2 separate regions of the Mus musculus genome follow, and region 1 is linked to region 2. Evidence: chromatin loops called from intact Hi-C (ENCODE). Cell type or tissue: gastrocnemius. All regions are shown on one strand. Links, peaks and the distances in the headings refer to the core of each region. The heading gives the core; the rest is flanking DNA.

Evidence for each region. Peaks named below come from ENCODE experiments on the same cell type or tissue, not always from the same donor. Only the 100,000 strongest peaks of a DNase experiment are listed, where the experiment ranks them.
Region 1: it touches region 2 in a loop (6-fold over the local background); 3 of 42 quality-filtered maps call a loop at or near these places.

Annotation. Positions count from the first base shown.
Region 1 is chr2:25,503,961-25,518,959 of GRCm38, forward strand. Fbxw5 (F-box and WD-40 domain protein 5) reads left to right here. Exons shown (of 9, transcript NM_013908.5): 7 at 220-367; 8 at 457-669; 9 at 750-1,510. The coding sequence ends at 1,005. Traf2 (TNF receptor-associated factor 2) reads right to left here. Exons shown (of 11, transcript NM_009422.3): 11 at 14,022-14,999. Among named protein-coding and RNA genes, the nearest start is that of Fbxw5, 11 kb to the left of the region's middle. In gastrocnemius, for the core only: CTCF peaks have their summits at 3,177 and 6,160 (motif pointing right); a DNase peak (open chromatin) is centred at 2,424.
Region 2 is chr2:25,573,759-25,588,757 of GRCm38, forward strand. Ajm1 (apical junction component 1) reads right to left here and starts at 6,341. Exons shown (of 1, transcript NM_001005424.2): 1 at 1,658-6,341. The coding sequence starts at 6,139. The coding sequence ends at 3,215. Rabl6 (RAB, member RAS oncogene family-like 6) reads right to left here. Exons shown (of 15, transcript NM_001024616.2): 8 at 14,851-14,954; 9 at 13,517-13,869; 10 at 13,110-13,260; 11 at 11,866-12,075; 12 at 11,550-11,778; 13 at 11,018-11,186; 14 at 10,345-10,403; 15 at 9,259-10,230. The coding sequence ends at 10,033. It overlaps Phpt1 (phosphohistidine phosphatase 1), which reads right to left and starts at 1,113. Exons shown (of 3, transcript NM_029293.2): 1 at 925-1,113; 2 at 430-554. The coding sequence starts at 1,081. In gastrocnemius, for the core only: CTCF peaks have their summits at 4,284 and 6,555 (motif pointing left); DNase peaks (open chromatin) are centred at 3,524, 3,971, 4,394, 4,881 and 13 more places; H3K4me3 peaks cover 3,700 bases.

The DNA of each region.
Region 1 (14,999 bases), core at 1,403-9,402, 72 kb before region 2:
GCATTGAGATACTGTTCTGCCTTGGCACACTTGATCCTGTGTAAGAGTGGTGAAAACCCAGGCAGGGGATTGGTCAGCAAGTGAGCGGGTGCACAATTGTGCTTAAGTCTGAGTGTAGACAGTGTTTGTGGACTCTTAGGGCTGTTCTTGGATTGGGAGTGCCCTGGTGGTAATGTCCTTGCAGGCTCTGGATGACCCCTCACCCTGGTCTCCATGCAGGCATCAAGCAGATCCTGCCACACCAGATGACAACTGCAGGGCCCGTGCTGGGCGAGGGCCGGGGCTCTGATGCCTTCTTTGATGCCCTGGACCATGTCATTGATGTGCATGGGCACATCATTGGCATGGGCCTGTCTCCTGATAACAGGTGGGCCTGGTGAGCCAGGTGGGGCACCACAGCTGGCCCTGTATCTAATAGCATGCTTGTACCTAAGATGTATGCTATCCCTTGCTCAGGTACCTGTATGTGAATAGCCGTGCCTGGCCCCCTGGCTCAGTGGTAGCCGACCCCATGCAGCCACCACCCATTGCGGAGGAGATTGACTTGCTGGTGTTTGATCTCAAGACCATGCGAGAGGTGAAGCGAGCTCTTCGAGCGCACCGTGCCTACACACCCAATGACGAGTGCTTCTTCATCTTCTTGGATGTCAGCAGGGATTTTGTGGCCAGGTGTGGGCTCAGGTGGGCTCCAGGGCTTGGGTATGGGCTTCAGCAGGTGGGTGTGGGCTCATCCAGATGCTATCCCACAGTGGGGCTGAAGATCGGCATGGCTATATCTGGGACCGCCACTACAACATCTGCCTAGCCAAGCTGCGGCATGAGGATGTGGTCAACTCCGTGGCTTTTAGCCCCCAGGAGCAGGAACTCTTGCTGACAGCCAGCGACGATGCCACTATCAAAGCCTGGCGTTCACCACGCATTGTTCGTGTTCTGCAGGCTCCACGCCCTCGCCCCCGCCCTCGCCCCCGCCCCTTCTTCTCCTGGTTTGCCAGCCATAGGCGCTGAAGGCTTCAGTGATTTGAGCCATTGGAACCTACTGGGGAAAATGGTACCCCGTGGTTCTTTATTGCACTGGGGCAGAGTAGCTCATAGCAGCAATGCCTTAGGAGGGGCAGCCTGACCCCAACACACACACACACACACACACACACAAAACCTGCTCACTTAGCCATAAGGCTTAGCACTAGGGTAGCCCTTGTTGGCAGCACCAGATCCCATGCTAGCCTCTTGGCTAGCTTGGGGTACACAGGTCATTGGGAACCCTGTTCTTCACCTACCCTCTTCCCTTGGGTTGGCAGCTCACACAGGTCCAAGCTGGCTTCTGCCTGGGTACCTTTCATATTCAGCCAAACCCACACCCTTGGATGTCTTGAGTGTACCCTGGGCAGCAGGCCACAGGCACTGGTCTCTGATAATTCAGTTTTTGCTACTGAGTGGCCTGCAGTGGACTGTGGGTGCTGCATGCTGCACTCCTGAACTGTTTGGGCCTGAATAAACAGTTGGCAACAGCACATGCCATCTAGTCTGTTTGTAGCGAGGGGCCCCAGGCCTTGCTGGCCAATGTCGTCATGGTGATGTCTGCCTCTGGTCCTCCAAGAGACTGAAGAGTGAGCTGGTTCGGGTGCGTAGTCCTTTGACTTCAGGGATGCCTGTGCATGGCTGTGAGTGCTAATGGGTGCAGGAAGATTGACCAGCCCAGCCTGGACAAGCACCCAAAAGAGGGTTGGCTCCATCCTCCCTCAGGAGAGTTCCCTGGGCAGAGTATAGTGATACAGATCTGTAATACTTGCTCCTCGGGGGGCTGAGGCAGGATGATGGGGAGTTAAAAGCCTGCTTGGATACAAAACAAATCCAAGGTTGATCTAGGCTACTTGGTTAGACCCTGGCTTGAGAAAGTAAGAGGTTTGGGAATTGTGGTTTGTGTTAATAGTGTTTGCCTGTCATGCCTTGAGTTCAATTCTTGGTGCCACCATAAGCTCTGAAAATGTGTGAGGTCCCAGGGTGCAGGAGGGTAGCTCTAGGCCATCCTAGGAGCTTACGTCATGCACCTACACTTAGCGGCTCCATGCATGGTCCTGGCAGTAGGGAAGATTTGGGACTTTGACAGGGCCAGCCTCCAGAGTGACCACAGTGTGACTGGGCAAGCAGCCTGGTACAGTAGCGTCTCATTTAAAAGCTGCTCTCCTACCAAGAACAGAAAATGTACCCAGGGCAAGTGAATGAACAAGGCAAGTGCCCTTCCAGGTCCAAGCTAGCAAGTGAGCAGGGATTACTTCCCATCCTTCCGCATCTGGCTGCATCAAGGGGACTAGGGCAGAACCCCAGGGACATATGGGACCAGAGAAACCAGGCCTGGTCTGTGACCCATTGCTGATGTTGGAGAGCAAGATGCAATAAGCATCCATCAGCATGAATAGCGGTGCCAGCAGGATGGGAGGAGCCTTGGCTGGAAAGCACCAGGCCTTGAGAGGATGTGAGGAGGACCAGTGGTGTGGAGGCTGTGCCAGGGCTCGGGGTGGTACATGTGTCTAGCATGGTTACCCCCACCTAGGCCCAAAGGCAACAGTGCTAAGCATTCTTCACAAGGTGAGCATGAAACTGAATTCCGAGCCCATAAGAACCTGTTCTTGCCCTAAGAGAGCAGCCCAAGTTTGAGTGCAAATATACTTCTGAGGAGTTACAGCAAAGTCCCAGAAAGGACTTTGGATTTGTCTAAACCTAAAGTAAAAAGAGAACAGTGGTATCTGTAGAACTGAAGCAACACATTACACAAAACCAAATAGAAACCAGCGGCATGCAGAAATTTGAAATTGAACCGTGAAAACTAACAGTAACAAACTACAAGTTCAGCCTTTTAAGTGTTGGGCTTTACACAGCGCAGGCAAGATGGCTCAGTAGGGGAGCCTGCCACCAAGCCTCAGGACCCACATGTTGGAAGGAGAGAACCTCTATTGGCCAGCCACGAGGTATGTGTCCCCATATGAACAAAATGAAAATATAATAACTTTAAAGGAGGAGACTTTAAAGGAGGAGAGATGTCCATACCCCACCTGTAGCGGCTGGGGTGAGCGATTGAGTGTTTAACTTGGCACATTACACACATCCCTGTGAAAAGCAGCTCAGTGAGGACTCAGGAGAGGTGGCACAGCTCTACAGATGGCGCTCTAAGTGATGGATGCAATGGCTGAGTGCCTGGGGACTTGCAGGGCAGGAGGCCCCATATCCGCAATGTCTTGGCACCCTGGTGGTGGATGCAGACCTCTGCACTGTCTTGCAGCTACAGTCCCAGGAAGGTGGGTTGTGTATTACTCTCCCCCACCGCCCCCCCCATCTTCTTGCCATATGAACCCTACTGTGGTTCAGTCAGGAAGGGCAAGGCAGGGCAGCCAGGTGGTTAGAATTCCAAATACCTGGCTAAATGGCCAAATGAGGAGCGTGAAGGGGAACCTCAGAAAAGTGAAAACAACAACAAACCCTCAAGTCTGTTGGTGGAGTTTAAGTACAGGTGTAATTGAACTGTGGGACTTCTACACTGGACTTAAAGCTCAAATAACAACTCCACGGAGACCACTGAAAACTTGGTGTGTATTTAATTTTTTTCACTTTTTTTTTTGGGGGGGGGAGCACTGATGCAGTACTTCGGGGGCCAGAAGGCAACTTGCAGGAGTTGGTTCTCTTTCACCTTGTGGGTTCTGAGGACCCTTAGATCATAAGCTTAGCAAGCCCCTCACCTAATGAGCCTTCTCACTGTCCCTACAGAGCAAAAGAGAGATAGTTAAAATTGTAATAAACTAAAGTACACTAAAATGTTCAATTAGCCATTCCATTATAGGTAGGAAAACCAGAGAACAGTGCACACAAAAACTAAGCATATCAAGTGTCATATAAAAAATAACCTTTCAACTTTCTCATTTTTTAAGATTTATTTATTTTATGCATATGATTACCAGTAGAGAGCATAGGATCCCATTATAGATGGTTGTGAGCCACCATGTGGTTGCTGGGAATTGAACTTAGGACCTCTGGAAGAGCAGTCAGTGCTCTTAACTTCTGAGCCATCTCTCCAGCCCCTCAAGTTTTTCTATAACAGGGTATCACTGTGTAGCTCAGGCTAGCCTGAAACTTGAGGGCCTCCTGAAAGGTAGGATGGTAGATGTGAACCACCACACACAACTCAAAACACATACTGAATAAAAACTCTGATGTGAGGTCTGGCAGCAAGCCTGGGGTCTCCCTAAATAAAGCCTGCCAGCACAGCTGGGTTAGAGGAGGGACAAGCGAGGGACAAGTGTCACCCCAGAACCCAGGTCAGAACTTTTAACCACCTTAGGCCATCAAAGTCGGCACATGGAGAGGCAGCACATGGAACAGTGCTCTGTGGAGAGGAGACTTTTAGCAAGAGCCTCAGATGGAGCAAAAACTAAAGCAGCCCAGGGCAGGGAGGCAGCCCAGCGACAGCCAGCATCCAAGACAGAGCTGCTGCTGCTGCTGCTGCTACTGCAGCAGAGGACACTCCAGGAGGCACAAATAATAGGTGGTGTGTTTATAAAAAGATAGAAGGAATATGTTTGGTGGATGTGTAGTCAGTTATGGGGGAAGGGGGTACCTCCGAGGGCCCATGCTGAGGCATTCCTTCCCCCTGAGGGACCAGCCACATGACGGTATAGTATAGAATAAGAGTTTATTCAGGGCATGGGGAGGGAAGTTGAGAGGTAGGAGATGGAGGGAGGAAAGGAGGGAGGGAGGGAGGGAGGGAGAGAGAGAGAGAGAGAGAGAGAGAGAGAGAGAGAGAGAGAGGAGTTGAGGCTGGCCATAAGCATGTGGAGGGGAGGTGGTGAGAAGGCACAGGGAGCAAGAAGGTAAGAGAACAAGAGAGAGAGGAGGGGGCAAGCAGCCCCTTTTATAGTGAGTGAGTTGACATACCTGGCTATTGCCAGGTAATTGTGGGGCAGAGCTTAGACAAAATGTTAACAGTAGAGTCCTTGGTTCTGGGGAAGGGGGGGGGGGGTCAGCAGGGCCTGGAGTGTTGTCCTTGCTTTCCTTGGCTTCTGGTGACTCACCCATCTTGGTTTGTGGCAGTTCCCCTGTTCTCTCCTCACCCAGGTGTCTGTCCCTATAACCTATCACTTTTGCTATATGTGTCTATGTCAAAAGCTCCGCTTTCACAAAGACATTGGCCATAGTGGATTCGGAGTGACTGATGACTTTTTAAAAGTTGCTCAGCATTCTAAGGGCCCTAGTTCCCATTCTGAGGCCTGGTTCTCAGGGGGTAGTGGAGGGCGTACAATTCAACCTCTGAAGATCAACTACCTGTATGGGACAGGTGTGCACAGGCAGAACTTCCTACCTACTCCAGGACATACCCTTCTACAGTTCCCATGGAAAAATCTACCAACCTAGACAACAGCTTAAGTCACCAAGCAAATCTCAGCACTTCCAAGCATTTTATTTAAGGCTGAGCAGCCCTATGTCTTAGACCACTCTATTGTTTTGACAAGACACCACAGCCTGAGAGGCTCACAAACAGCACAAGTTTACTTCCTACAATTCCAGAGGCCGAAAGTCCAAGACCAGGTGAACAGACTTGGGGCCTAATAAGGGCTGTTTCCTAGGTAATCAAAGGCCCTCTTCTGACCAAATTCACATGGTGGAGGGCTGGATACACTTCTCCAGGCCCGCAAAGGCTCTATTTTCATAATCCAATCACCTCCAAATACTGTCTCTTTGGAGACATGTTTCTACATATGAATCTGTGTGAGTCAAAAATCTTTAGTCCTGCTGGGCAGTGGTGGCCCACGCCTTTAATCCCAGCACTCAGGAGGCAGAGGCAGGTGGATTTCTGAGTTCGAGGCCAGCCTGGTCTACAGAGTGAGTTCCAGGACAGCAAGGGTACACAGAGAAACCTTGTCTTGAAAAAAAAAATTTTAGTCCTGCCTGGCAGTGGTAGCTCTGCGCAGTTTGGGGTGACAGCCTCAGGAGCTCACACAAGTCTGTTGACTGCAGGTCCCCTAGGCAGGGGTTGCACCTGGCAGCCCTACCTACAGTTTTGACAGCCCAAAGATTTCCAAGATTTCACTAGGTACTGTCCGGATGGTCAGGAGGATTTGCCCCTGTAATGTCTAGTGCCCTTTACTGACTGCAACATACTATGACAGCCAGCTGGGGTCACTATGGCTCAGCCGCTGCCAGAGTCAGCCATAACATATTTCAGATGTTTCTAGGGCTACCTTCTGGTACCCTCACTAGAGTCTCCCTGGTCACCCATTGATGAAAATCCAGGCCTTTCTGGTCAGTTTTTCTAATCCTCCCAGTTCCAACCATTATCCAGTTCTAAAGCCATGTCCATGCACATACACATGTTAAAAGCAAATCTGAAAGGCATCTGTGGCCAGCCAGGGTTACACAGTGAGACACTGTTTACAAACAAAACCAAAAACGGAAACAAAAAATCACCAAATCACTTGACTTGGTGGTGCACACCTGGAATCCCAACACTCAAAAGGCAGAAGCAGACAGATTTCAGAGCTTGAGGCCAATGTGCTCTGCTTACTCTGTGAGCTCCAGGTCGGTCAGGGACACAAAAAGAATCCCTGTCTCAAAACAGGGTATCTGTGTCAGTCGTTGTGATGCACTCCTTTAACACCAGCATTTAGGAGGCAGGTGAAGGCAGACCTCTATGAGTTCAAAGGCCAGCCTGGTTTACAAAGCAAGTTCCAGGCCAGTCAAGGTTACATAGTGAGATCCTGTCTCAAAAAATAAACCAACCAACTAAAGGTATTGTCTTAGCTAGGGTTTTACTGCTGTGAACAGACACCATGACCAAGGCAAGTCTTATAAAAAACAACATTTACTTGGGGCTGGCTTACAGGTTCAGAGGTTCAGTCCATTATCATCAAGGTGGGAGCATGGCAGTATCCAGGCAGGCATGGCTCAGGAAGAGCTGAGAGTTCTATGTCTTCATCCAAAGGCTGCTAGTGGAAGACTGACTTCCAGGCAACTGGGGTGAGAGTCTTAAGCCCACACCCACAGTGACACACCTACTCCAACCAGGTCACACCTATTCCAACAAGGCCACACCTCCAAATGGTGCCACTCCCTGGTCCAAGAATATACAAACCATCACAGGTATCTATGTGTGTGTCAAGAAATGGCCTCCTGCTGCCTCCCAGCAGTGAGCTTCTTAGCCTAGGTCCCAGCAGCCTTTGTTTCCAGTGGCTCACTTGTGGCCACTCGGGACCACCACAGGTGCCAAGGGCCTGGGCCCCTGGTTCAGCAATAGCACCTGTAGAAAGTGCCATACTCAGGGACACAGTGCCCCAGCACTTAGGCTTCCCAAGGCTGATCCTGGCCACTAGTCACCCACTCCACTCCCCCATTCATGGGTACCACCCCACTGCACCCCGCCCCACCATTCTGCAGTATGCTCACTGGTGGCCTGGCTCCTCAAACTGTGCCAAGCTAGCCAGCCAGCCAATCCCCACAGGCCAACATCAGGCCTCACTCATCCTGACCTCAGGGCTCTGTGGGGCTAGGCTGCATCTGACTCCCTGCCCCTTTCCTCCCATCCCACAGAGCTTCCCTGATCCCAAAACTGTCACCTGCACAAAACAGAAAATAAGTTGCAGGCAGCTGTCTTCCCTACTCCCAAAAAAGTAAAGATATAGAGAGAAGACACATGATGTCAACTTCTGGATTCTACATGCACATATACCACTTGTACCTACAAACACATTTTAAAAAACCAAAACCAGGCTGGAGAGTTGGCTCAATGGTTAAGAGCACTGACTGCTCTTCCAGAGGTCCCGAGTTCAATTCCTAGCAACCACATGATGGCTCACAACCATCTGTAATGGGGTCTGATGCCCTCTTCTGGTGCATCTGAAGACAGCTACAGTATACTTACATACATAAAATAAATAATTCTTTAAAAAAATACAAAAGCAAACCCCTCCCACTAATGAGTACTTAAAAACACACAATAGACAAGTAAGACACTGCAGCCCCAGTGTCTCTCAGCAGGCCTGAATGGCAGCAGCGCTGTGCTCAGGCAGTCACTAGGTAAAACAAGGTCACAGAGATAGAAGGCCTCCATGCACATGTCCTCTGGTCCCTGAGATGGGCAAGTGCCCAAGCATGCAGGAGACAGAGTGGAGATGCTAAAGGGAATGGGTCACATCTCAGGTGCCACGGGTGGGAAGCCGACACCAGGATGGGATGAGATTTCATCACAACACTAAGAATTTACAACTTATGGATTGTACAACCTAAGATGTATGAATTGCTTATTTTTGAAAACTTTTCCATTTAATTACTTTTGGCTCTCAGAATTAATCCAAACCCTACACCTTGTGCAAACAAATGGGAAACAATATACCCAACTGTCACATGAGAAACACTGTCATGACAAGAGATCACAACAGAAAACTGTCATGATCTGATGTTAACAGAGAGTTTTGAAAGGCTTAGGGAGATATTTCCGTTGGTAAAGCATTTACAAGGCAAGCGTAAGGACCTGACCCCAATCACTCAATCTCCAGAAGTGTACACACACACATACACACACACACACACACACACACACACACACACACACACACACCAAGCTGGGAGAGCCCTGGGTGGCTGTGGTAGTGCACACTCCGGAGGAAGGGGCAGTCAGATCTCTAAATTCAAGGCCAGTCAGGTCTATAGAGTGAGTTCCAGAGAGGCTACATAGAGACACCCTGTCTTGAAAAACAAAATGAAACAAAACAAAACAGGCTGGAAGTGGTTGTGTGTGCGCATGATTCCACCACCAGGGACACAGAGACAGGTGACTCCTACTGTTTATTGGCCAACCTAGCCTACTCAGCATTCCAGGCCAGTGAAAGACTTGGTCTCAAAAAAAAAAAAAAAAAAAAGTGATTGGTGCCTGAGGAAACCTAAACATGTCTCTCCCCAGAAGTACGTGTCATGCATGCTTGCACGACACACAAATTTGAGACAAGACACTGAAAACATAACCCACACAGAGCACTGCTAAACATCCCATCAAATCTAAAAGCTTTCCCTACAGAACAGACATAAGATGAAAAGATAAAGCTAAAAAAAAATCCAACTAAGTTATGTATTCAACCAGACTTGTATCCAGAACAAAAGTCTTAAGCTCAACCTAAGAGAATATGCAACTTAAACATAGGTAAAACACATGGTAATTTAAAGCATGGCAAGACAGGACATGCTGGTTAGGGGCTATACTGAAAACACACTGAGGCCCAAGGGCTACTGGGGCTGTGGGGCAACAAGAGTGCAGCTTGCAGGGTACTTCACTGGGGACACAGCCACATTTAAAATAAATTCGCCAAACCGGGGGTGGTGGCATAACCTGTAGCCCCAGCTATTCTGGAGGCTGAGGGAGAGGAGCCACTGAGTCTGAGATCAGACTGGGCAACACAGGAAGCCTATCTCAATAAGCAAAGGAATGAGATGAAATGTATTCTCTATGGGGCATGGTACTCTAACCCAGTACTAGGGAGTCTAAGGCTCTGGACAGTAAGACCCTGCAACAACAACAACAACAACAAGAATGTATTTACAACCTGGAGACGCACCTCAGGGAAGTGCTCACCACAGCATCCCAGCATTCAGCGGGCAGGAGCAGGCAGAACTCTGTTTGAAGCTAGCCTGGTCCAGAGCGAGTTTCAGGACAGCCAAGGCTACAAGGTGAGAGCCTGTCCCTAAAATGGATGATAGATAGGTAGACAAACAGAATCGCAGCACTGCATAGATCTGGTGCTGTGCCTACAATTCTGGCATTTGAGAGGTGTCTCAAAAGCAAACCAAGTCATATGAACTTAACACATGACCTAGCAGCTCCCCTCTTAGGGTAAACGTTTGAGAAATGCTGCTTGCCTCATGACAATCCCAAAACACCGATGTCACCCTGCAGAAAACCTGAAAACCACCCAAGTAAGCTCCCCCAGGTGAGCAAAGTGACACACTCACACAGCGGGACTAGCCTGGGAAAGAAACACATTCAACAGATTTTTTTTTCTTTGAAATCTCATTATATAGCCCTGCCTGGCCTGAACTTGCTATGCAAAGCAACCTAGACTTGAACTCACAGAATCCAGCTGTGTCTCTGCCTCCCAAGGGCTAGGATTAAAGGTGTGTGCCATCATTCTCTGATACAGAGTGTTCTTTAAGAGGAAAACCTGAGTGTGCTCAACAGTTTGATGTCTACGTGGCACAAACTAAAGTCACCAGTAAGCAACACCCCTCATAGCCTCTGCATCAACTCCTGCCTCCAGGTTCCTGCCTGTACTGGCTGGTTTTATGTGTCAACTTGATACAAGCTGGAGTTATCATAGAGAAAGGAGCTTCAGTTGAGGAAATGCCTCCATGAGATCCAGCTGCAAGGCATTTTCTCAATTAGTGATCAAGGCGGGAAGGGCCCATTGTGGGTGGTGCCATCTCTGGGCTGGTAGCCTTGGGTTCTATAAGAGATCAGGCTGAGCAAGCCAGGGGAAGCAAGCCAGTAAAGAACATCCCTCCATGGCCTCTGCATCAGCTCCTGCTTTCTGACCTGCTTGAGTTCCAGTCCTGACTTCCTTGGTAATGAACAGCAGCATGGAAGTGTAAGCCGAATAAACCCTTTCCTCCCCAACTTGTTTCTTGGTCATGATGTTTGTGCAGGAATAAAAACCCTGACTAAGACACTGCCCTGGCTTTGATGATGACCAGTGATTTGGAAATGTACACTAAAAAGACGCAGAGCAGGCTGCTTTGGTCATGGCAGTTCATCACAGCAAAGGTAACCCTAAGACAGGAGGACAGACTGAGGTCCTCCCAGTGCTGGCCGGGCAGGAGGGCTCATCTACATCATGTTTACACTGCACTGCTCATGGCTTAAACTTTTCATCTCTTCACCAAGAAGAAAATCTGATTTTATTAATGATGTTTAAAGAAGAAGAAGAAGAAGAAGAAGAAGAAGAAGAAGAAGAAGAAGAAGAAGAAGAAGAAGAAGAAGAAGAAGAAGAATCAGGAAGGAGGCCAGCCCATGCCTGCAGTCTCAGCACTCAGGAGAATCTCACAAGTCTGAAGTTATCCTGCTCCCATCTACAGTTTCAGGTCAGTCATGGCCACACTGAGACTGAGCCAAAGGGAGACAGGGGGGAAGCAAACAAAGAAAGAAAATTAGGGCAGGGGCTGTAAAGTGCCCACTTAACAGCTCCATCTTCCAGGAACCCCACACCCTCTTCTGTCCTGTCCAGGCACCGGCACACAGACCCACGTACACAAAAGAATAAAACCTTTAGAGGCTGAAGAAAAAGAAGCTAACAGCATGTGTTCTTTCAGAGGACACAGGTTCAGTTCCCAGCAACCACTGGGTGGTTCACAATCACTTGTAACTACAGTTCCAGGGATCTGAGATCCTCTTCTGGCTTCCTTGGGCACCAGGTATGCACATAGTACATATACATACACACCAGGCAGATATGCACATAGTACATATACATACACACCAGGCAGATATGCACATAGTACACACACATACACACCAGGCAGATATGCACATAGTACATACACATACACACCAGGCAGATATGCACATAGTACATACACATACACACCAGGCAGATATGCACATAGTACATACACATACACACCAGGCAGATATGCACATAGTACATACACACCAGGCAGATATGCACATAGTACATACACATACACACCAGGCAGATATGCACATAGTACATACACATACACACCAGGCAGATATGCACATAGTACATATACATACACACCAGGCAGATATGCACATAGTACATATACATACACACCAGGCAGATATGCACATAGTACATATACATACATGAATACATGCATGCACTAACACATACATCTGGGTGTGTTGGTGCTCAGGAGGCATAGGCAGGTGGATCTCTGTGAGTTCAAGGCTAACCTGGTCTACACTGTGAGTTATAGGACAGCAAGGGCTACATGGAATGATCCTGTCACAGAAGAAAAGTCAAAAACAATTCCTTGGCAGATTATGCAATGGTGTGGCCATGTAAGAGCTTGGCACTTTTTAAAAACAACAACAACAACTTGTTTTCTTATTTATTTATTTATTTATTTATTTACTTACTTTTTAAAAAAGATTTATTCATTCATTTTATGTATATGAGGCATTACAGGTGGTTGTGAGCCACCATGTGGTTGCTGGGAATTGAACTCAGGACCTTTGGAAGAGCAGTCAGTGCTCTTAACCACTGAGCCATCTCTCCAGCCCTGCACTTTTTTTTCATTTTTCTGAGGTCTGTTTGCATCTTTGTTTATGGCAGGGTTTTTAATGTAGCCAACACTGAAGCTGGGCGTGGTGGCGCAAGCCTTTAATCCTAGCACTTGGGAGGCAGAGGGGAGAGAGTGATGGCAGACTCTAATAAACTTCAGAATTTCACAGGTACTCACAAATGTGTACACAAGCACACCACACACAGAAAAAATACTATCACAGGTTGGGCAGTGGTGGCTCACACCTTTAGCACTCAGCAGGCAGAGGCAGGTAGATCTCTCCGAGTTCAAGACCAGGCTGGTCTAGACAGAGTTTCAAGACAGCCAGGGATACACAAAGAAAACCTGCCTCACCAGGTGGTGGTGGCGCATGCCTTTAATCCCAGCTCTTGGAAGGCAGAGGCAGGTGGATTTCTGAGTTCCAGGTCAGCCTGGTCTACAGAGTGAGTTCCAGGACAGCCAGGGCTACACAGAGAAACCTTGTCTCGAAACAAAACAAAACAAAACAAGAAACCAGCATGTCAAAAGGCATTGTGATTCTATTACTATTATCCCAAATGTGCTGACAAGAGGCAGTGGTGTGGTTAGAGGGCAATGCTGGTGACTTTAAAATCTGGGGGCCTGTGAGGTGCATGTGTAGGCAGTCCCCTCGCTGGGAGGTGATGCACAGCGATGCACACACCTGCTTATGAGCTGTCTCCAGAGAGCCGGTTTGGCAGAATCCCCCCCTTCCCTGTAGAAGAGGACAATTCGACATCTGTCTCATTTGACAGCAAACTGACTTCCAAGGCATTGCTCAGAAGTTCCTCCCCAGCCACAGGGAGTCAGTAGGCAGAGAGCTGACCACCCTCACTCAGCCCTGTTAGTCCTCCTTGGCCTCAGATAGGTTCAGATTCTGTCTGTCACAACTCCGTTCCTCACACTGCCCTATGGATTCTGGTCTTTTTGGTCTGGGCTCTTGAGAAAGGATCTCACCGTGTAGCACTGATTGGCTTGGAACAGATTTCCACCTGCCTCTGCCTATTCGTACCGGGACTAAGGGTGTGTGCCAGCATGCTCGGCCCTGTCGATACCTTTCTATTCTTCCCACTCCACAGTTTCAGCTCCTGTGTGCTAGATGCACACACAGTAGGGATGGAACCCAGGGCCTTGAGCATAAGAGTGTTCCACCACTGTACTACACCCTGGCCCCCTCCATTCCCTTTTAAAGGAAAGAAAACACCTTTAATGTAACAGTCCGCCACTCTGGGGTTGGAAATCCAGCCGAGTTGGTAGAGAGCTTGCAGGAGGCCTGGAGTGCAAGCCCCAGTACCACACTACCCAGGCACGGGGACATACATTTTTGGTTTTGTTTTGGCTTTTGGTTTTCCAAGACAGGGTTTCAAAAACCTGTATAGCCCTGGCTGTCCTGGAACTCACTCTATTAGACCAGGCTGACCTGGAACTCAGAAATCCGTCTGCCTCTGCCTCCCAAGTGCTGGGATTAAAGACATGAACCATTACTGCCCTGCTAGCTTTGAAATTTTCCACATCAAAAAAGTTCAAACACGGAGCTGGAGAGATGGCTCAGTGATTAAGAGCACTGATTGCTCTCTTCCAAAAATCCTGAGTTCAAATCCCACCAACCACATGGTGGCTCACAACCATCTGTAATGAGATCTGATGCCCTCTTCTGGTGTGTCTGAAGATAGCTACTTAAATAAAAAAAAAGAAAAGAAAAGAAAGGTCAAATACAACCAAGAATCAGTCTTAGATCAAAAATGTTTACAAAGCAGGAAGAAACTAAGTAGAAAAAACGGACAGAAATGGGCAATGTCTATGGAGAAATCCTAGAGCAATAATCCTGGTTAAAATGTCCACTAGAGTCCTCAGAGAAGTACAACTTACTCCAGAGCCCATGTAAAATGCTTAGGTCCTGCCCACATGCTGTGAGGTCCTAGATCTCTGCAGAGCAAGCACAACATGTGTAAGAGATAACCAGCTCTTCTGGGTCCACTAGGTGACAGGTAGGCCTAGCTTCCAGCGTAAGAACTCACAGGACAGAGAGAAAGAAACAAGATGCACCCTTCTCCAGCAAGTTACGGGGCCCAGCCAGAGTGAGGTCAGTTTGCCGCCACGATGACAGCTGTGCTGTTTCTGTACCTTTTAAAACCAGTAAATCCAGTGTGAAAAGTCAGAGAAGCCATGAGCACAACAGTCCACAGGGGACATGAAGGGGTCTAGAGGGCAGTGTCTCCTCCTCCTCCATCACAGCATGCTCGCAGCTGGGCATGTTTGCAGCTGGGCCCCGGCAGGGTCCACCTCCATCACAGCATGCTCACAGCTGGGCATGTTTGCAGCTGGGCCCGGCAGGGTCCACCTCCATCACAGCATGCTCACAGCTCACACCATGCTGCCCACCACATTTCCTATTGTGCAAACCAGGCAAGGATCCTGAGACAAAGGCCTGTACATTGGCCAGGTCAAGGTCAGACCTTCATCTCTACCCAGGCAGACTCACAATGGAGTGGTCACTGGGCTTGAAGGATATAAGGAATAGAGGTGTCCAGAATGAGTAAGGCAGAAGTGATAGCCAGAGGGTCATCACTACCTAGACACAGCAGGAGCCAGATGAACACCACTCAGCACAGACATCTCAACATTTAATCACTTCTCCCCCATACAGGCCACCTGGCAAGGCTGTGCAGCCCAGGCAGGCCCTTCTCCAGTGAGGGCCTATGTCT
Region 2 (14,999 bases), core at 3,196-11,195:
CGCAGCAATAGCAGCCCTGGGGAAAGTTAGCAGATCCTACCATCCTAATCATACTGGGATCATGATGAGGACTGAAGAGCTCTTCAGGTGATGCCTGAGGGTCTAAGGTGGACTTTATGAAAAAGGATCAACATAGAACTGTGAATTTGACCCCAGTACTGGTGGCTCCAAGGGCCCCTAGAGAGTCAGGACACAGACCCATCAGGATCTGGAGCAAGTCGGGGATGTAGCCCAAGGTGTCATTTGGAAAACGTGGGGAAAGGAAAACCCATTCAGCCCTTAAGTAAGGGTTCTGTAGCTCCAACTTTCAGAGTCCCAAAGGTGGCCTGAATGGTGGTGTGAGGGGTGGGGTGGGGTGGGGTGGGGGTGGGGTCAGGCTCACAAAGGTGAGCTTTGCAGTCTGGCTGAGACCTGGGGACTGGAGCTCACCATAGAGTAGCCATACACGTGTATCTTCCTGTCCTGGCTCTGATGGGAGATGCGCCCGCCGCCTAGGCACTCACAGTCATAGCCATTCCTTTGCAGCTCGCCTGACACTTTGTCATAGATGTCCGCTGGGGTGGGGAGAGTGGCCTCAGGATATGCCCTAGCCGCCCTTGTTGGCCCCACACTGAACTCTAGGGCTGGATATGGGGTCAGAAGCTCCAGCTCTTGGTGGTCTTTTTCCCAGAGAAGATGAGCCCTTCCCCCGCTGGCAAAAAGATGAACGGGAGGAAGAAGACACTTTCGAAGTGAGAGACGGGATTAAGAAGATCCCAGTCATGGCACTCCTTTCTGCCCAAATCCCGACGTTTCTAGGTCAGCCTAGCTATGTGTTAGTACAAGTCATGATATATTAGCAGTCACTACTCCGCTACCAGCAACTGTAAGGCCCCGCCCCTAACCTTCGTCCCGCCTCCAAGGGCACAGAGGCCCCGCCCTCACCGTGGTACTCAGCCCATTTGTAGCCACGCACGATTTCCTTGCACTCCTTCGCCGGATCCCCAGAAGGCTCTGCTAAGTGGACTCGAATCAGCACATACTTGAAGACGCCATCCGAATCAATGTCTACATCAGGAATCTGACCGAGGTCCGCCGCCATGTTCCCCGAAGCGCTCGATCTCTGGGCCCCACAGCCCCTTACCAAACCCGACCCAGGCCTATGCGTAGGGAGGCGGGCCCTTTGGCAGCCACGGCCAATCCCGTGAGGGAATGCTTACCTAGCCCAGAGCCTCAGCCAGTTGTACCTCCAATCTGAGGCACGGACTGGCCAATTGCAACCCAGTTCTTTGCAGCTTTGGGATCGGGCTCATGAGTCCCAGTTAAAGGAGCCGAGGCATAGGTTAACCCGTGGTGCTGTAAATCAACCCGCTGCAGGGCAGCAAAAGGATGCAAGGACGCACTCCGGTTCCACTCCTGGGTCCTAAGGCTTCAATCCGTAAACCATAAATCCGAAGTCCTCTCTTCCCCAACACCTGTAAACCGGAGGATCTCTCTCCGGTCTCTCCAAATTCAAGTACTCCCCTGCATACTCCACTTCACACCCTCGGGCCTCCCCTTCCACAATACTCCGGTTGCGGGTTGTTAAGCTCCTACTCCCGGAAGCTTTGACGCAATGCTCCCCCCCCCCCCCCCCCCCCCGGCCACGACGACGACCACCACCACCACCACTACCGAGTTATTAGCAGCAGCTACATTCAAGTTCTATTTTACTTGGTTCGAAAGCACTTGCCCTTCTCGTCAGAGGCGTTCTTGCCAGTCTGCCGCAGGAGGGACTGTGGAGCCCCTGGGGAGGGCGGCAGGCGGCGGGGCAGCAAGTGTTGCAAGAGCGGCATCCGGGCATGTGCTAAGACAGGGGCCAAGGAGAGAGAGCTGGAGTGTCCCGGGGACATCCAGTCGAGGGTAGCTGGCGCGTGTGCACACCCTCGTGCATAGGTGTGTGTCCCAGGTTCTTGCAATTGAACTTTCAGAGCTCCTAAGGGCTTGGGGCTTCTTCTTCTCCCAAGATTCTTGGAGAATCTGGTCGCAAGCCCTCTCTGGGTCACACCCTCCACAAAGTCCTGGGCTCAGATCCAGGTACGGGGTCAGGCAAGGGGCTTAGGGAAGCCTAGACCTCTCCACAACACGTCAGGCTTTGGCTTCTCTCTCAGCTTGGAGTGCAGCCAGGGCACTTTTGCACACAGGATTGGATTCGGGGCAGGCCTCGGCACCGACTCCTTAACCGTACCCACACTTGGTGGCTCACTACTAAGCACCTTTCCTAGTCCAGTTCCTAATTAGGGACAGCCCTGTTCCTTACTCATTCCCAAGTCATTCCGTGGTAGGAGCTGCTCTCAGTAGGGTTGTCTGCTAATTCGTCAGCACACGCTTCCCACCTCTCCATCTTCTCTGGAAGGCAGATTTTTAAGGCCATCTTGTTGGGTAGGTGTTGGGAGCTCAAATCCTTACCCAGATCTTAACTCTGGTTGGGTCGCCGCCCACACTGCTTCCCCTGCTCAGGCTTCCATCTGGCAGGGTGGATTGTACCTTGGCCTTAACCTGAAAATTCCCCAGTATTCCAACTTGTCTACAAGTGCCCAGACTAAGGTGAGAGTATTGAAGGACAGGCGGCACTGGTACGTGTACAGTGCTGGCTACGCCCATTGCCTCAACCTCATAGGGGTGCACAGGGAGTAGCCCTCTGAGCCTGATACACCCCAGACAGGAGGGTTAGGGGAAGTGCTCGAAGTAAGGACATCGGGCTTTGGTTAACATGGATTTCTGGACTAGAAGGGTTGGAGAGCTATAGCAAGCACCCACAACATACACCAACTGAGTTTGTCCCCATGGGATGAGTGTAGCAGGCAGAGCCCAGAGGTCCTCAGTCCCACCCCACCTCCCAGTGGGGAGCACCGAGGGCGAGGACCGGGCCCTTGGGGAGCCCCCTCTCCTTGACTGGCTTGGGGAGAGCCCAGGATGTGGAATTTGGATGGCCCGGTTACGAACAGAGAAGAAAAGAAGCAGCTGGTTGGAAACGGGACAGGGGTGGGGGTGGGGGCTCCCAGGCAAAATTAGAGGTGTGGAGTGGGTGGAGCTCAGGGCAGAGAATTTGTATAAGACTAAAGGAGGCCCAGGGGATTTGGAAGGCGCTGAACCAACTGGTCCAGACTCTGGGGGCCTTCGTGATGGATCAGGCAGGGCCTGAGTAGAGTAGGCAGGGCTCGGGGTCGGGGCCTGGGCCTAATAGTTCCATGGTTCACATGATGTCGTCCAGCAGGTTGGCGCTGGCTACCCAATCTAGTGCACGCGGCTCCGATGCAGCCATGATCATGCACATGAAGGGGCGGCCAGTGCGCCGATCCGTGGGATAGATGGTTGTGGGCGTGAAGCGCCGGTTAGCTTCCACAAACTCACAGAGCTGCTCATAGACCCGTGGGAATTCGTGGCGGAGGAAGACGCCGCGCATTCGAAGCTCACGTTGGATATGGATGAAGGCTACTTCACGTGCGCGCCGGCCGGCCTCACCTTCTTCGTCCAGGCCCGCAGTACCTGGGGGTGGCGTCAGGATCAAGGTTTCCATATCTGGCTCTCCGCCACGCGCAGGAGGAGGACGCGTCGGGCTGCCAGCGGCCAGAGCCACCTTGGCGAACTTGCGCACCGTGGGCCCAGGAGTGCGCGGCGCGGGCCGGGCAGCGGCTCCGGGGGGTGCAGCGCTGGGGCCCACAGCCACGGACACGCTAAGCAGGAAGCACTCTGCCGGCTCATAGAGCCTTCCTGCTGCCGCCAGCTCTCGTGCATAGCTACCCAGGGGCGCCGCATGTGTAGCCAGCTCACGCAGCGACAGGTAGGTGGGCGATAACAGCAACCCTTCGAGGCCAAAGCGTAGGAAGTTGTCGGCAGAGCCTGGGCTCGGGAAGCCCAAGAACAGCACGCCACGGCCTCGCGACAGGAATCCGACGCGCGCTATGCGAGAGAAGGCGCGATGCACTGGGCTGCTGTCGCGGCAGAACTGCAGCACGTGGCGGCACACGCTGCCCACGCGGCCGTACACGCAACGCGCCTTGTGCGCGTCCCAGTCCTCTCGGCGGCACAGACGCGAGCAGTAGTAGGTATAGCAGCTGTGGCACGACTTGAAGTAGAGGCAGGCGTTGAACATGGTCTCTGTCCGCCGGCAGCGCGCGTTGGAGCAGGTCATCAAGTCATCCTCGTCTGCGCTGGGCTCGGGGGAGGCGTCCGCTGCCTCCCCCGAGCCGGTGGGCTCTTCAGTGCTGCCAGCCGAGGCCGGGGGCGAGCGCGATGGCGCCAGCAGGGTGGCCCCTCCAGGGCCTGCAGCCCGTGAGTCCAGCAGGCGGCGTAGTTGGCGGCCTAAACCTTCGGCGGCAGGCTCCGGGGCCTGGGCTGGCGACCGTGAGTCGATGACCAGGTCAGTGATGAGCTCGTCCAGCTGCTCGAGGCTGCGCTGGCGGCTTGAAGCAGGACCCTCAGGGACCGTGGATACGGGCTGCCGTGGTCGGCCTCCAGGCAATTCCCAGCCCTTGGCAGTCGGGCGATCCACTGAGCGCAGGTCGTTGTCTGTGATGGTAATCTCTGGCGTGACGTACCAGTTGCGGCCCAGGCTCTCTCCCGCGCGGCCCTTCTCTGTCAGCGACGTCTCGGACAGCGACAGTGCTGCATAGCGTCTGGGTGAGGTGGACAAATTCACTACGACTGGTGGACGCCGACCTTCAGGGGATGAACCCCTCGTATCCCGAACCTCGCGTCCCAGGAGGTTCTCATAGCTGCGGCCGCGTCCTAGAGGATCTTCACGACGAGGACCAGGAGCTAGGATGTTGTCCCAGGATCGAGAGTAGTGGCGGCTATCGGTGGCCAGCCGGGGTGGGCTTGTGCCGGTGCCGCCGTGCCACGAGGCCAACAGTGGTCCAGGGGCGGGAGGCGGCATTACCTGAAGGGTGCGGTAAGGCCTCGGACCCCAGTCAGCCCAGGGTGGGCTGCTGCGCGGGTGCGGGTAAGTCCGAGCCAGTACATCGCGTTCTCGGTACCTCCCAAAGTCCTCGGTGTAGAAAGTGCGGGCTCCAGGGTGCGCCCGGGGCTCTTCTGGGACATACCGGGGAACGAAAGGCATACCGTAGGCTCGAGTTGTCTCCCCGTAGTAGGAGCGGGAGGGGGGCTCCTGGATCGGGAAGGTGCGTACTTCGCCAGCATAGTAGCTGCCCCCACGCCTTGGACTGGGTCTAGGGGGTTCTTCGGACAAGTAGGGCCTGGAACAGTAGCCATCAAAGGGAAGGCCGGGGCTTGTGGTAAAGCTGCCTGCGTAGCCCTCTGGCTCCTCGGTGTAGAAGAATTGGGTGGGACCTGGAGGCGTTGTGAAGGGTTGACTGCGGTGCTCCAAGTAGTCCCGGGGCCCAGGCAGTGGCCCGTCACAGTACAGAGTTCTGGGGTCAGTACAGTACAAGTCACTGGGGGTAGGAGTGCGTGACAGGGCCACGTGGCGAGGGCCGGGAACTGTGAGGCCATGGAACTGTGGAGCTGTGCGAGCCCAGGACGTCGTCTCTCTAGGTGCGCAAGATCGCGAGCTTCGGGCGGCGTGCTGCAGCACTGCCTCGTCCGGCTTGATGTCCAAACGGCAGCGGACATGGGGGACAGGTCCAGAGGGTGGTTCCGGTGGTGCGCAGCGGCCTGGGGTGGCGCATAGAGGCGCGATGCGTCCGGGGCCTCCCCGCTGTGGCTGGAGCTTGATGGGGTGCAGCTCATTAGCGAGAGCTCTCAGCGCAGGATACGAGGGCTCCCGGCGCGGCGACCCCTCCACCCGCACTGCACGCTGGGCTTCCCGACCTCTGCGTTGCAGTACGGGCGGCGAAGCTGGAGCAGTCGCCAGGCCTTGGGACGCACGGGGCGCGCTCTTGGAACGGGTGCGGCGCCGAGGCTCGCTGTCTCTGGGTCGGGCGCGCGGTGGCGCAGGTTCAGGAGGTGGCGGCTCTGGGTGTGTCTCCATGGTGGGCTCGTCCAGTGCCTCTAAGAAGTCAAAACTACGGCAGTGGCGCTTGTTGAAAGGCGTGGGCGCAGCAGGCCGGGCCACGGATCGCTCACATGGCTGGCGTTTGGACGTGAGCCCTGGGTCCACCACCTTGATGTCCTGGTACACGGTCGACACCAGCAAGTCCGGCGGGTCCGTGCGGGTCATCTTAAAAGACGTCCCCAGGCTGGCAGCTCCAGTCACACGGCCTTTCGGGGATTTTGCCCTGGGAGGAGATACCGGTCAGGGCAGCCTCCTCTGCACCCCAAGCCCTTTACCCCACCCCACCCCACGTGCTGGTCCGGCTTACCTGGGGCATAGGGGATGGTGCAGCCTTGGCTGCAGGTCATGGTCAAGGCTTCTGGTGCTGCCTCCATGCCTATGTTAGATGTACCTGCAGGAGAAAGCTCACAGTCCATGCGACCTGTGGGGTAGATGGGCCAGGAGAATTTAGGCTACTGTGGACCTTCTTTGTAGAGGGAACTCCTGAGTTAAACCTGCCAGGCATTCTCTCCCCCTACTAGGGTCGGTTGGGCAGGCTTAGGTAGATCAAAGCGGGACGTGATCTCAGCACTACTGCCCTCTGGTGCCTACAGTTGGAACGATGCACTTTTAGATTTCCTTACAGGTAGACCCTCTGATAATGCAGAGTCCCAGGTGAGTCAATGAATGGTTCCTGCCTGCCGACTAGGCTGGGCAGAGAACTCTTCTCCTAGCACTCAAGTCCTTTTTAACTAAGCGTAAGTCCCCTCAACTCGATGAGGTCCTAGGCAGAGGAATGATCCCAGAGTTTTCTTGGGTCTCAAATCCCTCTTCCTTTTGCATAAATCTTGGACCCCAGTTGCTTGAATGAAACCCACCAAGCTTGCTGGAACAGAGAAGGCTACAGCAAGACTCTCCTGCTTTGCAGAATTGCACATGGACCCTTCCCCCACCCCCAGTGTGTGCTAAAGCCAGGTTTAGGCTACAGAACCACGTGGGGCCATGTGAGCCACGAGTTCATGGTGTCCTTCCTCTAAGCTGAAAACTACCACTAGTGTACCAAGCCAGGAGGCTGCTAGCTAGGAGGAGGCAGAGGAGAGGGCGGGAAAGCCCCTCCCCAGGACAGAGTCCTTCCCACTCTGGCTTTGGAAAGCTCCATGGAAACGTGTGGTTGTTCATCCCTGGAGCTATGGGCTGAAAACGATCTAGGCTAATGTTCAGATGTGGGCCACCAGTGTCTGTGGTCTCCAGGGCCTGGAGCTGGCTAGAGAAAGAGGGTTTAAGAAGGCGATCACACACACACACACACACACACACACACACACCCTCCCCCCATAATGCACCTACTCCCAGGACATCTGCTCCAGAGGAAGTTGAGAGTGTGTTGGGGCCTGGCAGGACTTGTAAGTGGATGGGCCTTTCGGGTCTCTAGTCCAGGTGTACAAGGGGCTGTTAGAGGGGTGCTCTTTGGAGTCAGAGCTACTAAGTACCAAGGCTTGTTCCAAACCCAGGTTCATGCCGACCCTATTAAGACCCCTTTCATTCTAAACTCAGTGCCAGGTCAGAGTTTGGGTGAGATGACAGGGTCTGAGGCTCCGCCCCAGGAAGGTGACAGTCGGCTTTGCTGGCTGCAGCTGTCAGGAGCAGTGCACTGTGACACACGCTCCCTTTGGGATGGGGTTGGGGCTTGCTCTTGTATCCTAGGTATTTTGAAGGCCCTTCCCAAATAGCAGTCCTGCTTTGGCCCGTCCTGGAGCAGCCATCAGCAAGAACCTAGTCTGCGTTGCTTGGGGGCGGGGACTCCTCATCCTTCCGTGCAGCCCCCTCCCGTGCCAACAGCTCCACATGCTGGGCAGTTTGGCTTGGCCTCTTACCTGGTGATTACTCCACGAGCCGAGCCCGAGTAGTCTGCATAGCCCAGGTCGGTCCCAGTGTGTACCTGGCCCCGCTATAAATATATATATATATATACATACACCCGGTACCAGCAGAAGCTTGGAGGCAGCAGCTGTGATCCTGGCCTGGCGGCTCAGTACTGCCCCTAGTGGCTACCAATAGAATAGCACTTAAAGGGGCCGCGTTATAAGGTAGGTGTATACTGGGACCACAGACGACCTAGCTCTCATTTTAGGCGGTGTAGAGTGAAGGGTAATGTATAGCATCCCCAAAGCACAAATCTTTCGGTCTGAACAGGGAGTCCCTTGCACCAAGAGAAGCCTGCCAGAAGGATTCCAGGCAGGGTCCTGTAAGGAGCCAGAAACCTTGGCTTGTCTTTAGAGAAACTGGGTTTGGGGAAGTTTCCAGAATACACGTCTGTGGTTGGACCTGGGTGGGAGCAGATGCCCATTGGCCTCTCCTCAGGAACTGTCCTCTTTGGCTCTGAAGACGCCAAAATCTCGGCAGGTGCCCGGGAGCCAGATGGCTTGCTCAGCCTGGAGTGTAGCTGCAACTTCCAGTGTCCAATATAGCCTGGGTGGCCACCGCCTGCTTCCTTTGGGGGAAGTCTTCAGGAGGTTCACTTCTTAAGCCACAACCTCATTCTGGCCCTGCGTGCCTCTTGCCAGAGGCACTGGGCCTTCCAGCATCCTAGCTTGGTAGATGATGGGCTATAGATGCCAGACCTGCCTATTTAGGCACCAGACCTGGCAAGATCCCGGTGCTACGGCTTATTGGGCAGTAGTGGGGGTAATTTACGTGTAGACCCTTTCTCTACATCAGGAGTACAAAGTCTGGGAGCTAAAGGGCCAGGTAATGTTTGTCCCATAGTGCCTGCTCAGTTATCAATTGTCCTGTGTACACAGCTCCCTAGCAGAAAAGGGAAGCCCCCCTCATAGCACCCCCACAAGTTCTAGGGAAGTACTCTCAGCCTTGGCCCACAGTAGGCGCAGCACTATGCTCCACCCCCAACGTCACTAGCAGTGATAAATGCCTGCCTCTGGAGGGTTCTCATGGCAACGTGTCCACAGTGGGCGAGGGTGGAGAGCTGCCAGCGGGGGCGAAATTCTCAATTGCAGGCGCCCCCAGACTCCCAGCAGGCAGGGAGGCAGTGCAGAGCAGGACACAACTACCTTACCAGGGCCCCAGGGCCTGAGACTCTCAGGTATTCTCCCTGCAGTAACCTTGTATCAGCCTGTGGTGGTAAGCCCTGAACCATGGCCACCTTGGTCCTCTGGATTACATGGTATGGCTAGGTACTAAGTCCTCAGACCACCCTTTGGGCCGAATTTTGGCTTAACAGCACCTAGTCCATTGTTTGGCCTCATCTCAAGCTGTTTAGGGGACCAGAAAAAGAGTCACACACCACAGTAAAATCAGAGAGCTTTATGGTATGGGTCTGGAGTGTCTAAGAAGGTGCCCTCTGGGCTCACCTGCGCAGGCGCTCAGCGGGCAGAGGCGCAGCTGGCACACAGTGGCAGCCCGTTAGTGCCTCTCCCACAGGAGAAGTGGTACATTGTGTTCTCTTGCCAGGCTTACCCAGTGCGGGGCCTGGGCCACTTTGCAGTAGCAGATGCTGCCATGCCCTCCTGAGTGACACATGACACATCTGTGCTCAGGGCAGGACCCTGTGCCACTCTGGATCCATGGGGAAGAAGGTCCACAACCCAAGCCATGCTGTGGCTCTGGGAGAGCCCCGGAAGGCAAGCAGGAGTGGGGCTGGGTGGTGGGCATTAGAGAAGCCAAGCAGCCCCACGCCCTGCCTCTGTAAACAGACCCTGGTGGGTCCCTTCTCGGCCCCAGGCACATCCCTGAGAAACACCGGGGACTGGTTGCAGCTCTTTCTGGGAGGCCAGGTGATCCACCAAGCCAGCTGCAACTTTATTCTGTCCCCTCCCTCCCTGCAGAGCAGGCTTCTGCTGGGTTGAGGCCCAGCACCTGCAGCGCCTGACCCAAGGGCCTGAACACCACCAAGGTCTTCTGCACAAAAAACAATGTAGAGTGGGCCAGACCACATGGGGGCAGACATAATGGCTGGGGGACATAGGTGGCAGGGTGGTCCTGGGAATGTGGGTGCATAGACAGCAGCCTCCCAGCCACTGGCAGCCCACCTCTTCCCAGACAATCAATTGCCCTAGGCATGTTTAGAGCTCCTCATAGTCCCCACCTCCAGGGTGGCGGCTGCCAGGGGCCCCACCCCCCAGGAAGGCTTCCAGCTCATCTGCAGCCTTCTGCTCTTTGCTCCGAGGGGGCTTCCTCTTCTTCTTCCGATCCTCCTTGCCCTCCTCCTTGTCCTTGCTCTTCTTGTGTTTGCTTTTCTTTTTTGTAGTCTTTTCTTCCTCCTGAAGGTCATGAAGAGCAGAACTAGAGTCAATGGGCAACCCACAAGGCTAAATCCCACATTCTAGGAGCCTGGATGGCTTGGCTAGTTGGGAGGTTAGTGACAGAGTAGGTACCTCTTTGCTTTTCTTCTTCTTTTTCTTCTTCTCCTTAGAGGGAAGTTTGCTGTCTCTATCTGCACAGAAAAGGACAGCTGAGCTCCTACCTGCTACCACTTTGTAGAGTTAGGCAGAGGCACTGCTGCAGAGACCCCATTCCCAACAGGGCGTGGTCCCACAGGCAATTTATGTATTTTTGTGGTGGTGAGTCTTGAACAAGCCTTCAAGTAATTTCTTCCCCTCCCTATGGGGCTGAGAACCTGACAGTACAGTCCTAAGCTGTTTGCTGGGCTGACATGGCCCAAGTCCAAGGACTTCTCCAGGCAGCCTGGGCCGGCCCGAGATTCCCAGGTATTCTCCCTGCAGTAACCTTTTATTAGCCTGTGTGGTTTTTTTTCCCCCTCCCAAAAGAATTCTGTCCCAAAGGCTTGGGACACCTGAAAGCATGGAATGTAGAACATTTGGTAGAGGTGAGGACCCATAGGGAACCATGGATAGAGTGACAGTGACAGTGTTTAGATGACTATTCTGGACCACACTTGGGTGCACATTTGCCAGCTGGTGTGACAGTTTCACCAATCTCACAGCTAATTACTGTGGTGAAAAGAGAAACCATAGGCAATGTAAATGTAAACACAGGAGTATCACAGACAAGGACCTCTAGGATCCAGCAGGTTCCAGGCCCTCCTACCTTCGTCACTGCTTTCCTTAGGTCCCATCTCCTCTAGGCCCAGCCCAAAGAGATCGGAGTCATTCTTCAGTCTGAAAGCACCTGGGAGCTTGGAAGGTGGAGGTGGCTGAGCAGGGCCAGTGTCCTCATCAGTTACATCAGAGAGGTCTTCTCTTACTGGAAACCTGCCCTGGAAAGAGAGCAGCTGGTAGGCCGATTGTGCCCTGACCACTCCGAGGGATCTGGGAAACAAGGTTGGCAAGTTCACTTACGACTCCAGGGGCTAGGGCTGGATGGGAGGGGTAACCTGACCCAGATTCAGAAAGATCAGCAGGGCCTTCATGTGGACAATGGGCCCTCTCCCATGGACTCTCATTCACTTTCTCCAGCAGGCTTCAGCCACACAGTAAATAAGAAAGGATTGTGCCTCTGGGGCACTGGAGCCAGGAACATTCTCCTGCCTCTCGTCAGGCTCTGGGAAACAGACCTTCTTGATTGTCCTCTAGCTCTGGAAGGATGGTGCCTGAGCTGCCCAGTCAGCACCTGTCCTTACCATTCTCCTCTGTGTATCTGATTCATCACTTTCAAAGTCTGGGTCATCCATGACGAAGGACAGCATCTGGGCAGCAATGGGCCCCTCAGGATCACTCTCTGATGACACCTGTTTGTCCTTCCCTTCCTGGGGTCTTTCAGAGTCATCAGTGGTGAGACCATCTGACCACGGTGGCGTGCCTCTCGTGGGAGCTCTCTTCTTTTGTGGATGTGAGACCTTGGTGGAGGACCTTCACATAAGAAGAAATGTCAGGAACTCAGAGGCCACCCTGGGTTGCCACCTCAGCTGGACATACTCTGGGAATCCCAGCCCATACCATTTAGTCTCAGGCTCTGAGCATTGCTGAGGGGCCACTCTAGGGTGGCCTGCCAGTCCTTCGGCTTCCTCCTCACTTGAGAGACTGATGTTCTTACTGGGCATGGGATCCGAGGGCAGCAGGGATTTGCCATGTGTCTGGTCTTCTATGTCCACATCATCCTGGAAACCTGCCACCATTGGGTTCCCTCCTAGGGCCTCCCCATCGTCACTGCAAAGAGGGGGGGGTAGGCAGTCAGAGGTTCTGAGGGGGCTGTGTGTTGCTGATTACCCACCCCACTGCCTGTAGAGCTGCCCTGTCTGTAGTACCATATCCCAGTGGCAAGACCTTCTGGGCTGTTACAGGGGTATTCTGCTGTCAAGAGGGGGACTAAATAGTGAGGGAAGCACTGCCTAGTTGCTGCTGGTCAGTGACAGAATCAGTGGGAGGAGTCCAGAGAGAAGCCCCTAATTTATTTGTTTCTGGAAGGGAAGCCCTTGGTCCCATACAACATGGTGATGCTGGAGATGATAACAGTCACTCAACATTTGATCTGTGAGAGGGAATAATCTCAGGCTTAACTGTAGACAGATGTTCAAGTGTCGTTAGAATTCAGAGAAGGGACTGAGAAGGGCTAGCTGCAGGAAATTAGACCTGGCTAGGGCTTGCTTCTCTGGGTCTATATGGAGACCCAGGTGGCCTTCACTATACCTTACACATAGATTGGGCCTTCAAGAGTGCCCATATCCCTAGCAGGGCGTGGTGGCACACGCCTTTGATCCCAGCACTCGGGAGGCAGAGGCAGGTGGATCTCTGAGTTCGAGGCCAGCCTGGTCTACAGAGTGAGGTCCAGGACAGCCAGGGCTGCACAGAGAAACCCTGTCTCGAAAAACCAAAAAAAAAAAAAAAAAAGAGTGCCCGTATCCCTGATAGGCCATCTGTCAAGGCTCCTGCTATCCTAGGAAGATTTAGCTTAATGTTCTCTAGTTTGCTGTGGCCATAAACTCTGCCTCAGTCCCGGGTAAGTCCTTTGTCTGTATTCCCCAGGGTGGATGGCAATGATTGTACTGAGTGGGCTTTGACATGACCTAAGCCCTTCCCTCTGTTCCTCCATTTGTCCTCAAAGCTAACTGCCAACCTAGTAAGCACCGGAGGCTGTGCCCACAATGGGGTTTTGGAGACCCAGGTATGAATGGGATGGGGAAGCTCTGTTGCTTGGTCCTTGAGGTGGACCCTGTGCTCAGCTCTATCAATCTGACCCTTACCTGTCACTATCCTGCTGGGGACCTTTGGCTCCAACTTTCTTGTCTTTAGGCACACTTGTGTCTTCCAGGAAGCTTCGGTCAAGGCCATCTTCAGGGACAAAATCCTCAACATTCTGGACTCTTGCTGGAGCTTCGAGAGCTGGAGCTGGCTCTACAGAGAAATGCTGTTTCTTCCTTATGTGGTCCTTGCCCCCATGCTAGGCAAGCCCTAAAACTGTGCCTGTGGGATTGGGACTTAACAAGGCATGCACCCAGGCTCAAGGTCCAGGCTATTTTAGAACCAGGCTAAGGACTGGCTGGCCCATGTGACTTTTCAGGGGCATAGGGACATTCCAGTGAGGAATATGAAGCTCAAGATGCCAGAAGGTGGCCCCAAATTCACATGAGAGAGCTGCTCCCAGGCTTACCTGGAGGTGAAGGGGTCACTTCTGCAGCTGGTGAGGTCCCAAACAGCCGAGAGATGATACTGCGACGCTGGGCTGGAGCTGGGGCTGGAGCTGGGGTTGGGGCTGGGGCTGAAGAGTGTACAGAGGAGGGCATGGCCTCCAAAGAGGGTACAGGAGATGGTGCTGAGGGACAGGTGGAGGAGACACCTAGAGACAGCTGAGGGGCAGGCTGGGGTGTGCTGGGGCTGGAACTCCCTGTGGATACAGCACTTGGAGGCACAACTGGCGACTGGGAGCCTGAGGATGGGCTCTGCCCATTGGCTGCCAAAGGGGATGCGTGGCCTCGACTTCGAGCCTCCATCATTTCAAGGAAGCTAGGAGGGGCAAAAGGGCATGGAGTGAGGAACCTGCTTCTTCTCGGCCCTCTTTTTCCATGGTTTTCAGGCATCAGTGTGTCTTTTACATTTATATTTAGGCAGAGGATAGGGCCTGTCTGCCAGTCAACTGTCCCGTCCCTGGTACCCAGACTAATTCCTTGCCTATCCTGTCTCTTTAGCACTGTAGCTCCCAAGCCCATGCTCTCCCTCTGCACTGGCATTTCCTCAGCCTGGGGAACTGAGCTGCACAGCAGAGGTGCAGGACCACCCACTCCTGTGGAATCTGGGTAGGCCAGTAGCTGTTAGCCAAACAACAGTGAAGTAGTGTGGCTGGTTATGGTCAGTGAGGAAGTTAGCAATCGCACACGAGGAGTGGCTCTCATCACAGGCATGTGCTGACCCACACGTAGGAACCATAACGTATGTCTAAGCACTTTGTAAGTTCTGTAGGCTCCAAAGTACTTGGGGGTGTAGAGTGCCAGAGTCGACACAACCCATCTTCAGGAGTACCTGTCCTCACTTTCTATAAGAACTGAGAGGGGATGTAGGGAGACTGAGGCTGCTCCCAGGCCAGCATAGCTCAATTCAAAGTACTAGTCCATCTGTTTTAGAAAAATGTTGATCTGACTATTAATTAGCTCATATTAATAATTATACCCCAACAGGTGAACAGGAAGGGCTCTGGGCAAGGACAAATAGCATGGACGCAGGTCCTAGACCGCTGAGAGGAGCTGCTGAGCTGTGTTAGTCCGATGCTCCCCACACTGCTCTACACTGAGTACTGCTAAGGTCTTGGCTGAAGGACACTCAGGCTGATTGTATGTGGTGCTTTCTCCACTGCCTCATAGATTCAGACCAAAGTCTGGCACTCAGCTCTTATCTGTGAACACTAGGGCCTACTGGCAACAGGGTACAGGACCCATCCTCCCCGCTCAGGGTAGTGAAGGCCAGCATAGCTGTAGATGCTAGCTCACGTACATGCTGTAGTTCTGGTCCTCGGTTTCCTGCTGCACTGATAGCTCCTCTAGTGTGGCATCGATGTCTAGTTGGTTTGTCTCCAGCTGCCTCAGTAGTGTCTCCCTCTGTAGAGGAAGTAGACAAAACTGAGTATGCTTCTTCCCCATTCT